Linked DNA regions of Homo sapiens: region 2 is linked to region 1. The links are chromatin contacts, found by Hi-C in ENCODE. All regions are on one chromosome and are shown on one strand. The core of a region is the stretch at or near the end of the contact, and the rest is flanking DNA. Distances in the headings are between cores, read along the strand shown.

Region 1 (5,145 bases), core at 1,520-4,019:
TCTCAAAGAAAAGTGCTCTACCGTGTATTCAAATGAAGATTTTTTTGTTTTGCATAGTTAATTGAGAGAAAGGGAAACCATTAAATTGCAGGCCAGCCAAAATTCACACTGCTCTTTTCCTTTAATCAACTTATAAAGAACTCACTTGAAGATTTCATTATACCAAAATTTAAAAATAATTCCAAAATAGCATGAAAGTTTACTTTTCTCTCCCTCCCCTCCCCCCACTGGATACTTCTTACACAAGAATGTTTCCTCGTCAAAAGGATTAATGAGCACCCTGATTCTAGATTTTTAAATAAGTATATTTCCATGATAAGTTACAATATAAAAGGGAGGGAAAGATTTTGCTTAATGTATACATGCACATCTCTACAGAGATCTGGAAAAGAATTAATTAATATATATCAAAAGGTTAACAGGGGTTATCAGTGGGCAGCAGTATTTCAGGTGTTTCTTTTTTGTTTTTTCTATTTTTTCTCCGAGAAATGTGGAATTAAAGGGGGAGGAGAGGGTAAAGAAGAAAAATAAAGAAATTAACGTTCAGTGGGAAGTGAATAAGGATCAAGTAAAACCTTATTTAGCCTCAAGGTAGTTATTACCATCTCATTTTGACAGATGGGGAAACTGAGGCCCAGAGAGATTGCATCATGCTCAAGGAGACATAGCGACTGACAGGAAAGATCTAATTCCAAAGCCTATAATCTTCCTGTGTCAGAAGATTATGAACAGTCTATTCATGTTCACTTTCATAAGAGAGACAGAAATAAGACAGGGGTAATTTAATCAGTTTCTCTTTGCTTTTATTCCCTCCACCTTTTCCCCTACAATCTGTAAATGTATTGATATTAATCTAATTATATGGTTCGTTATACAGGGGAGACACACAGTGCCTACATTATCAGATTCCTCAGAACCCACTTCTTGTTAATGCAGTGACATCAGTAAGCATCTTAGAGAATCATTCTAGCATCTCTGACCTTACTTCAGTATTAGTACTGGTAGGTTAATAGAGATAACAGGAGTCAGAATGAGGGAGACAGAAGACCAGAGGAATTCAAGGACCAAAAAGCAATGGGAAACTGGAAGTAACTTAGAATTTTTTGTTTGCAGCCTGGCCAGCATGGTGAAACCCTGTCTCTACCAAAAAATACAAAAATTAGCCAGGTGTGGTAGTGCACACCTGTAGTCCCAGTTACTAGGGAGGCTGAGGTGGGAGAATCGCTTGAACCCGGGAGGCAGAGGTTGCAGTGAGCCGAGATTGCCCCACTGCACTCCAGCCTGGGTGACGGTGAGCCCGTCTCAAAAATAAAATAAAATAAATTCATTGTGTTTAATGTTCAAGTTTACATAAGTGAAATCACAGGCTTTGTTTCAGTAAATAAACGTGTCAGAAATCTTACTGTTTATTATCTGTGCTTATGAAAAATATTGCCTGCTCATCCTAAATCAGTGATACTGATTTCTTTATAAAAACAAACATTGTGTGCATAAATAGGTGAAGAATTTGAGTTCAGAGAATGAATGGAAAAAATACAAATCTACTTTTGCTGTGAAGACTACTGACTAGCTTTTATAACTGAAAATAAAATGTGTACTTTACCTGTCAAGATTTAAAGTTCCTGTGTATATAAACTCCAACAGTTTCTGAAATCCATCAGCCTTCACCTGACTCTGATCAAGAAAGACATTGTTCTCAGAAGTGCTTCTGTAGATCGCACCAAAATACTCACTAAAGGAGGCCAGCACATTCCTATGAGCTTTAAACTGGAATTCCCCAATCACTATGGTACAGTCACAGAGAAAACCTGCTTCCCGCTGTTTGTTCAGTCTCTCTAAAAGGTGCTCACAGTGGTGCGAATACTGCATTTTGATATCAGAATGGAATTTTACCCTTGATCTAAAAGACAAAAAGAAACAGTAAATCAGTAACCGTAAGTTCTCATCAACGTTCAGTGAGGGAAGGGACAGAGGACATAACTTAAACAATTTTAGCCCCCTTGAAAATCCTTATCAAACATACATGGTTAAGAATGAAGGGATGAGTGCCTTTCTATCTTTGGTTACCTTGATCAACTAACACAATCCTTTGGACACATCAATAAGTGACGGTGAATGGCAACACTTCTACCACCTGCAAAAAGCACAGCAAAACCTGACGCTTTCACATCTGTTGAACCCTCAGATTTTCAAGCTCAGTAGACATACTTATGTTACAAAAAAATTTTTTAAACCACTAAGACATGATCTCTTGGGACAGATAGGGGCAGAACAGTACGAGTTTTTAAAAACTGCTCTCAAGTCACCAAAACCTGTTAGTTTCCCCAGTGCAGTTTCTCCAAAACGAGAGGTGGCTGCCCAGAAAGCCGGGAATGCGCCCGGCCATGGCTTGCTGTCAAAGGTTCTATCACTCGCGCTAAGGAGGCCACACCTTCTCCCTTCCCACTCTCTACGCGAGGCGGCATCCGAGAGTGACAACCAAAGCCAGTCCCTCCTCGGCTTCTGCCGCCCTGCCCTCTGCCCAGCTCCCACTCCCGCGAATTTCCACAGCAGAGGTTGTGGCCCAGGCCACCCCGGGGCTGCCTAGCCCAAGCCTTCCACCTGCGCCCCGACCCGTGCTGGAACTCCAAGGAGCCTGCCCTCTGATGGCCCAGGCTCTAGAGAGACCGGGATGGCGGGCTGGGGGTGAAGTAGGAACTCACCGATAGCAACCCAAGGGGGGAACACAGTTTCTTCACTCTGTCTCCGCCATCTTGGGAGGACGTCACCGAGCCACGCTCCGCCCCTCCCTTCCTTCCACGGTGGCGTCACGTCCGGCTCTGTCTTCCCGTGGCAGTGCGGGAGGTTCTGGGGCCATGGGGGTCCGGCGCCGGCCAGGGCGGTACAGGATGTACCACAGAGACCCACTCCCCAGCATGCCAGGGGTCCCCCGAAGCAGCAGGCGTCATGGATACGAGAGCTGAGGGCTCGCTAGCTCGCAGCGCTCCGCCTGTCTTCCTCATCGCGAGCATTCTGGTGCCGGCAGTCAGCGTCTGGCGCTCTGCCGGGGCTCTGCGCCGAGGCCCGGCAGCACAGCACCGCGGGCCTCTCTCCTGAAGCCAGCTGCGCACTGCGTGCGGGGGCTTGTAGTTGCTTGTCTTCTCCCATCATCCTCCCCTTCCTCGGGGCCCCACCGGTGGAAACTGCTGCATGTGTACTCGGATCTCTGCCATAGGGGATTTTTTAGCTGAGACTTGGCACCCCTTTCCCGCTTACGTACCTGAAAACTCTTGGCACCCCCTGGTTTTTTTGTGCCCCAGCCAACTGTAGCTCAGCTTCCAAGATGCCCTTACCTGGTGACAGAAGTCTGGGATGCACGAAAGCGGAGCAGCTGGGCACAGTGGGCATGCGCAACATTAGAGGAAGGTGGGCTTTATACCGGAAAAGGTTTTCCTGCGTCTGGACCAGAAGATTTTTAATACGATTATTTACAGCCACTTCAGACGAAAAACCAAGTGATATAATACAAAAATGCTCAGGAGGCGACAGGACTAACCACTTTTACACTTTGATCTTTCCTTCTAGGCTGTACATTATTTTTTCAGTGTTAGCTGGTGAGTCAAATTCATTTTTTAAAACCCGGGACACATGTTCCACGTGGCAAGGCTTCCATAAAAACATTTGGTGAACGAATAAAGTAACAAAAACTTACAGTTCAGACTCTCAAATTGCTATCATGTCTTTTGAAGGACCGGCATACATTAAGCTAAGGCTTCCCTCAGAAAAAAAAACAAAACAAACAACAAAAGAAAACAAAGCGTGATCTCACGCTTTCTTCCAAGCGAAGGAAAAAAAAAAAAAAAAAAAAAGGGATTTTTTAGTGTGTTTCCGCCCGGTTTCGAACCGGGGACCTTTCGCGTGTTAGGCGAACGTGATAACCACTACACTACGGAAACCCCACTTTGGAGAGGGTTTTGTAAAGTCCTTGATATGTAAGTGTCAATTCGCAATTCTCAAGTGATTATTATCAAATTGAGAGGAATGAATATAATGTATTTAAAGAAAAAAACAGAAAAGGAAAAATAGCCTATGCCCAATTGAACAGAGCTGAAACCATTTCAAAAGCTTGAATCTGCACGCACTTTCTTCCAAAGTGCCCGGGTACCGCAGTAGAAACCAGGCACTCCCGAGTTGCCCTTCCTTTGGGTGGCCTTTTTTTTTTTTGTCTCCCTGGAAAGGCGTTTTATTACACATCCTTTCCGCAGGTTGAGCTGCTCAGAGTCCGGGGCGAAGCAGGGGGCTTTCGTTATTCAGCCGCGAAAAAGCCATCCTTTCAGCTTCTGGTGGAAGGACGTGTAAAATTACTTTTGAATTTCCTCTTTTTGCTTCCGAAGACCAAGCAGAAGTTCTAAATTGACTGCTTGTTTTCAAATTCTCTACAGATGTATGCAGAATCAGACACCAAGATGCGTTTATTGACATGCAATGTACTTTCAAATTTTTCCAAACTTGAATTTCATATGACCTGATAAACTTCACTTTTCCTGCAAAAAGACAGGCACGTCCTTCAGCCTAAAAATCAAGAGTAGCGAATGAGGCTTGCAGATTACACCAGAAGGATAGAAATCGAAATATATATATTTATATTTATTATATATAAATATAAATTTTTATATATTTATTATATATAAACATAAATTTTTATATATTTATTATATATAAACATAAATTTTTATATATTTATTATATATAAACAAATTTTTATATATTTATTATATATAAACATAAATTTTTATATATTTATTATATATAAACATAAATTTTTATATTTATTATATATAAACAAATTTTTATATTTATTATATATAAACATAATTTTTTATATATTTATTATATATAAACATAATTTTTTATATATTTATGATATATAAATATAATTTTTTATATATTTATGATATATAAATATAATTTTTTATATATTTATGATATATAAATATAATTTTTTATATATTTATGATATATAAATATAATTTTTTATATATTTATGATATATAAATATAAATTTTTATATATTTATGATATATAAATATAAATTTTTATATATTTATGATATATAAATATAAATTTTTATATATTTATGATATATAAATATAAATTTTTATATAT
Region 2 (5,145 bases), core at 1,910-4,409, 1.5 Mb before region 1:
AGAACAAATATTAAATATCTGTTTGCTCTCCAAGGTGACATTTCTGCCTCTAAAGTTTTATGTTTCAATTTACAATGTCTACTTCTTGTTTGTTTGTTTTCTTGAGACAGAGTCTTGCTCTGTTGCCCAAGCTGGAGTGCAGGGGCATAATCTCAGTTCACTGCAACCTCTGCATCCTGGGTTCAAGTGATTCTTGTGCCTCAGCTTCCCCAGTAGCTGAGATTACAGGTGTGCATCAACACACCCAGCTAATTTTTGTATTTTTAGTAGAGATGGCGTTTCACCATGTTGCCCAGGCTGTACAATATATACTCTTATATTCTTAGACTATGAAAAATGACTTAAATTGTGGAGAAGTATGGGAAGACCTTCTTCTTCCAGAGATACCTGAATAGATCCTTCCCTATTGAATTTCCATGTAACGAGTCAGGGCATTCATGAATTGTCCTATTTTCAGTTAGTTTTCTAAGTACTATAGTAGGGACTCCTCAGATATCTGTTACAGTGGTGGATGAAGAAGGAGGAGAAGGAGAAGTTTTTAAAGTATAATAGCTAACCTAATCTTTTGTCTCTTCCACCATCTTTAGTTAATTCAGATGTTCTCCTTCAATGGCTCATCATCAGACATATACCCCTCTCCCCTCTCTCCCCAGCAAAGGCTAACCAGGAAATATGGAATAGTATTTATTTTGCCATAGGGTGTACTAGACATCTCCCAAGAATGCTAAGATAGGATAAGGCTGTATCCTCCTGATCCTTCAGGATGAGCAGGCCAAACCATCAAATGATCAAATTCCAGAATAGCCAATTTGCCCCGAAGTGATTTTGGTAAAGAATCCATTTGGAATAGTATTTCTCAACTCTCCGACTACATCAGAATCACCAAGGCCTGGGGCCTGCCCCAGACACTGATCCAGTTGTTCTGTGGCGAGATGGCAGTTAAAAAAACACACAAGAACTTTCAAGTGATTGTAATATACAGCCAGAGTTGAGAACAATTGGGCCAGAGCTTTCTTATCTGCCAAATAATGGAAGGCAGAATGGAGGAATAGGGGTTAATTTTATTAACATCTAATAAATTGATTTAAAATGAAAATGGGTGCCTCTTAATAATAATAATACTGATTTGGTGTTTATCATCTTACAGGCACTGTACACACATGAACACATTTAAACTGTGCCACAGCCTTCACTGTATAGGTGAGAAAACAGTCCTGAGTGTCAATTAACTTAGTCATAACAATATAGCTGCTGGCATTAGGATCCAGCTCTACTTCGGAAAAGCTCATCAGTTTCCACTCTACCACACCACCTCTACACTTTTACTTTCTCATCTACGTTTTTCTTTGAGGAGATGCAGTTAAAGTCAGGCAAGCTAACATATATTACCACTGATAACAAATTCAGCAGCCTAAGTATTGCTGAGGAATTTAAGTGGCTGATGTGTTTGTTCCAGTCTTGGGTAGAAATGATACATTATCAACAATTTATTTATTTATTAACAATTTATAAAGAAAACAGTTTTATCAAAAAATTATCAGCTTGAATTTTATGAATGAAGACAGATGATTCCTGTCCATGGAAAATAAATAGTCTGTATCCTTTAAATAATTTAAGGCACATTTCTTGCTAATATTCTGGGTCCACCTATGTCTTGCATTGAAAAAGTATTTACCTAATATCTTAAAGCAGGGCTATGATAACTTAGTTCTCAAGGAAAGAAGGTTTTAAAAATAATTTTCTCTGCTCTCCATTTCTCTTACTGTAAGCATGTGGCAAAGTCTTGGCATCTGCTCAGAATAAATTTTCTGCTTCCTTTCTGTCTTTTAGTCAGCGCACGCTTTCTCTGAGTTCTCCCCCTTACTCCTTCCCTGCTTTAGTAATCTACAGGAAACCAGACCTTACTAATTTGAGTGCTTGCTCTTAGAATTACTTATTACTGTATTAATACATATTTGCTAGAGTTTGTGGAGGATTTGTATTGCTCTAGGTGCTAATAAAAATGTGTAAAAGACAGGCCCCTTAAATAATGTGCAATTTTGAGGGAAACAACAAAGGCAAAAGGATTTCTTTGGGACTGGCTATTTGCAATAAATTGCTCATTTGATTTTATTTTTTATTTTTTTTTTAGCATGCAGGAGGTTTATTAAGAAATGCAATGACGGCAGGATTGGCCAGAGAGAGAAGTCAAGACATGATGCATTCTCAATGGAATGCCTCAGCTGACCATGTGGGGAGTTCTAAAGACGGACTGATGATTCAGAGTGCCCCATGTTGATTTATCAGTAATTTGTTTTGAGCTGCCCTGGAAAGCGGGTGTGAAGTTGGTTGAGAAGGCCCCAGATTTCTCATTTTAAAATGCTGCATGTGAGAGGACATTTTTCACAAAGAACTACTAAATTAAAAAATTGGGGAATAGAACCCTACTATGAACGGAGTGTGTTTCTTCTATTCAGGCACATATTTTTGCCTAATATCCAGATGCTGTTTCCAAAGCTATTTTTTCATGAAATTGTGTTGCTCTAGAATGCTCAATGGTTCTCAAATTTTAGTGTGCATCAGAATCTTAACAATGAGGGGCTAAGACACAAATTCCTGCCCTCCTCCCTGCCGCCCCCCTCCAGAGTTTCAGATTCATAGGTCTCGGTTGGGTCTGAGAATTTGCATTCCCAAGCAAGTTAACAGGTGATGCTGATGTTTCTCAGGGGATAACGGGCAAATGGTGAAACCCAGAAAGTTTTGTTTCTAGATATGAGATCCCATTGTCTTTGCCAATGAAGCTGTGCTGTAACTCCATCTTAACAAGTAACCCCAAATTATACCCACCTGAAAGACCTTTGTGGGTTGTGGAAAACCTGGAAGATGGCTGAGAGACAGTACCCTCGAAGTAGTTCTGAGGAGATTGTTCTGCTTGTATTCCCATGCAGCGCCATCACTGCCTGACTTCCTTATGTGTGTCTGATTTGAGGCAGTTCTCTAGGAACCAGTTCCTGGTGCTGCAGTGCCACTGGCAGCTTCCCAGGGCTTCCAGAACCCTAGTGGCATGGTGGGAACTCCTGTTCCTCACCCGACCTCTCCACAGCCCTGGACCTGTAAGGTTTCTTCCAGGCTACATGGAATTAGATTTCCACTTTTCCTTGGTTCACAGGGGGCAGGAGCCAGGTTGGAACGGCTGCCAAGGAGACTGTCTTTTTTCAGAGCCCTTAACTGGCAGTCAGCAAGACCGAACTCCTCTGCTCCTTGGTGAATGGTGATGCTGATTATTTGGAAGCTTTAGCACCAAAGTTTGAAATTCCCCTAAGTGAATGGTTTTGGCGATCCCCTTCCTTTAGTTATACTATTGGCTTTCTCTCATGTTCATTTAGGTTGCCAAATCTTCTGTATAATCCTCATCCCCCATCAAAAGAGAAAAAAGAAAAAAGAAAAAGAGTAGTTCTATTTTTGTGGAAAAAGAGGAAAGAATCCAGGAAACATTTCAGAGAACTGTATGTTTTCTTAGTTCCTTCTCTCCAGACACGAAATCCAAGGAGTATTTGGTCAGTTGCTAACATTACATGAGGGGCTTTTTTTTTTTTTTAAAGTAGGTATAAAATTTAACTTCTCTGCCCACCTCCTGACAAGAAACTGTGGAAAATATCCAGTTTACACAATTTGAATAAAATTATTCCTTGATAAAGGTCACGTTTTCTTATTCATAAGAATCTTCACAGGAAGATAGCATGGAAAGGGACTAATAGGTGCCCAGGTTCCACTCTGATTGTGCAGAGAATATAAGGCGGGCCCAGGCTGTAAGGAGCCCTCCTACATCATTCTGCTGGTAGAATTAACAGCAGCAATTGCCCAGGTCTGTTGTAAGATTAGGATTCTGCCCACCCTCTGGAGCTGCCACCATTCTGCCTTCTCTTTCTTAGAGTTTTGTATTCTAAGTTTTTACTTTGAATCTTGAGAATAGAAAATAGTTTTCAGTCTCTTGAGATTTTACATAGTTTGTCCATGAGCTTCAGAAATGAGTTCAGTGTAACTGCTTAGATACCTCGATTTATCTTTTTCAGTTTCATTTGTTATTTTTAAAATGCTTTAAGATACGATTAAGAGGCCGGGCGTGGTGGCTCATGCCTGTAATCCCAGCACTTTGGGAGGCCGAGGCAGGTGGATCACCTAAGGCCAGGAGTTCGGGACCAGCCTGGCCAACATGGCGAAACCCCGTCTTTACTAAAAATACAAAAAAATTAGCTGGGCGTGGTGTCAGGCACCCATAATTGCAGCTACTCAGGAGGCTGAGGCAGGAGAAGTGCTTGAACCCAGGAGTTGGAGGTTGCAGTGAGCTGAGATCGCGCCATTGTACTCCAGCCTGGGCAACAAGAGCGAAACTCCATCTCAAAAAAAAAAAAAAAAACAAAAAACCATTAAGAGAATCTGCAGATAGTTCCTTTGGCAGAAATGTTGGTTAAAAAAAATCTTCTGGCTGTGCACCAAGTCAGTGACCTATAAATACTCTGTGCTGGCTCTTCTTTCTCCTCTTTGTGATTCGCTGGGATACAGATCTTGGACTAATGCCTTGAAGAAAATGTTATTTTGATGATAAGCAAATATTTCAATTGATTCTAGAATTGAAGACACTGATTGTGGACTGGATGATTTCTTCTAGCCCAAAATTCATTCTCTAGATTAACCTCAAGTCTGCTGTAAGTGGGGGAGAGGATGCCAGTTCACATTATCACAGTTACCATTATTATTATTATTTTTTGGCCAAAATCAACCTTCATTTCTTAGTGTACATTTCTATAGTTACTAATTCAGTCAGGCTCAACTGGGTTCTCTGCTTCAATGCTCATAAGGCTAACTCAAGGCATCAGCCAGACTGGGCTTTTTTTCTGGAAGCTCAAGTAAAAAATCCACTTCCAAAGCTCATTCAAATGGTTGGGAAAATTTATTGTCTTGTCATCACAGTTTAAAGATTGTACTCTACAAGGGTAGCAAACACTATCCTCGTTGACCTTCAGGGTTGGGACTGTGTGACTTGTTTATATATGTGTATATTTGTGTGAGAGAGAGCAAAATAATGTATACTTGGTACGGTTTAGTGTTAACTGTTGGGATATCAGAAATATAAATAATACTTAAAGTGTACTGCCCATTCCTTGT

The links. Hi-C counts contacts between places; a loop is a spot of excess contacts on that map. Pooled maps may share reads with other maps.
Region 2: a loop to region 1 is called in a pooled map, with 4 times the contacts of the local background. The contact joins the enhancer-like site here to the promoter of MYNN in region 1. A Hi-C loop is called at or near these places in 1 of 168 maps with a recorded cell type or tissue (ascending aorta), 1 of 37 single-sample maps with no recorded cell type and 2 of 50 pooled maps.

What each region holds. Positions count from the first base shown.
Region 1 is chr3:169,771,020-169,776,164 of GRCh38, reverse strand. It overlaps MYNN (myoneurin), which reads right to left and starts at 2,769. Exons shown (of 8, transcript NM_018657.5): 1 at 2,703-2,769; 2 at 1,604-1,900. The coding sequence starts at 1,869. It overlaps TRV-AAC1-1 (tRNA-Val (anticodon AAC) 1-1), which reads right to left and starts at 3,935; the gene lies at 3,863-3,935. RefSeq lists enhancers at 2,670-2,964, 2,603-3,106, 2,680-3,229, 4,120-4,219.
Region 2 is chr3:171,281,593-171,286,737 of GRCh38, reverse strand. The region is part of intron 2 of TNIK (TRAF2 and NCK interacting kinase); the gene reads left to right. Among named protein-coding and RNA genes, the nearest start is that of TNIK, 180 kb to the left of the region's middle. RefSeq lists an enhancer at 1,333-1,392. Within about 2 kb of position 3,159, at least 13 of the 41 ENCODE cell types and tissues checked have a DNase peak (open chromatin) inside an H3K27ac peak, as active enhancers do; they include ascending aorta, where a contact is called at or near this core.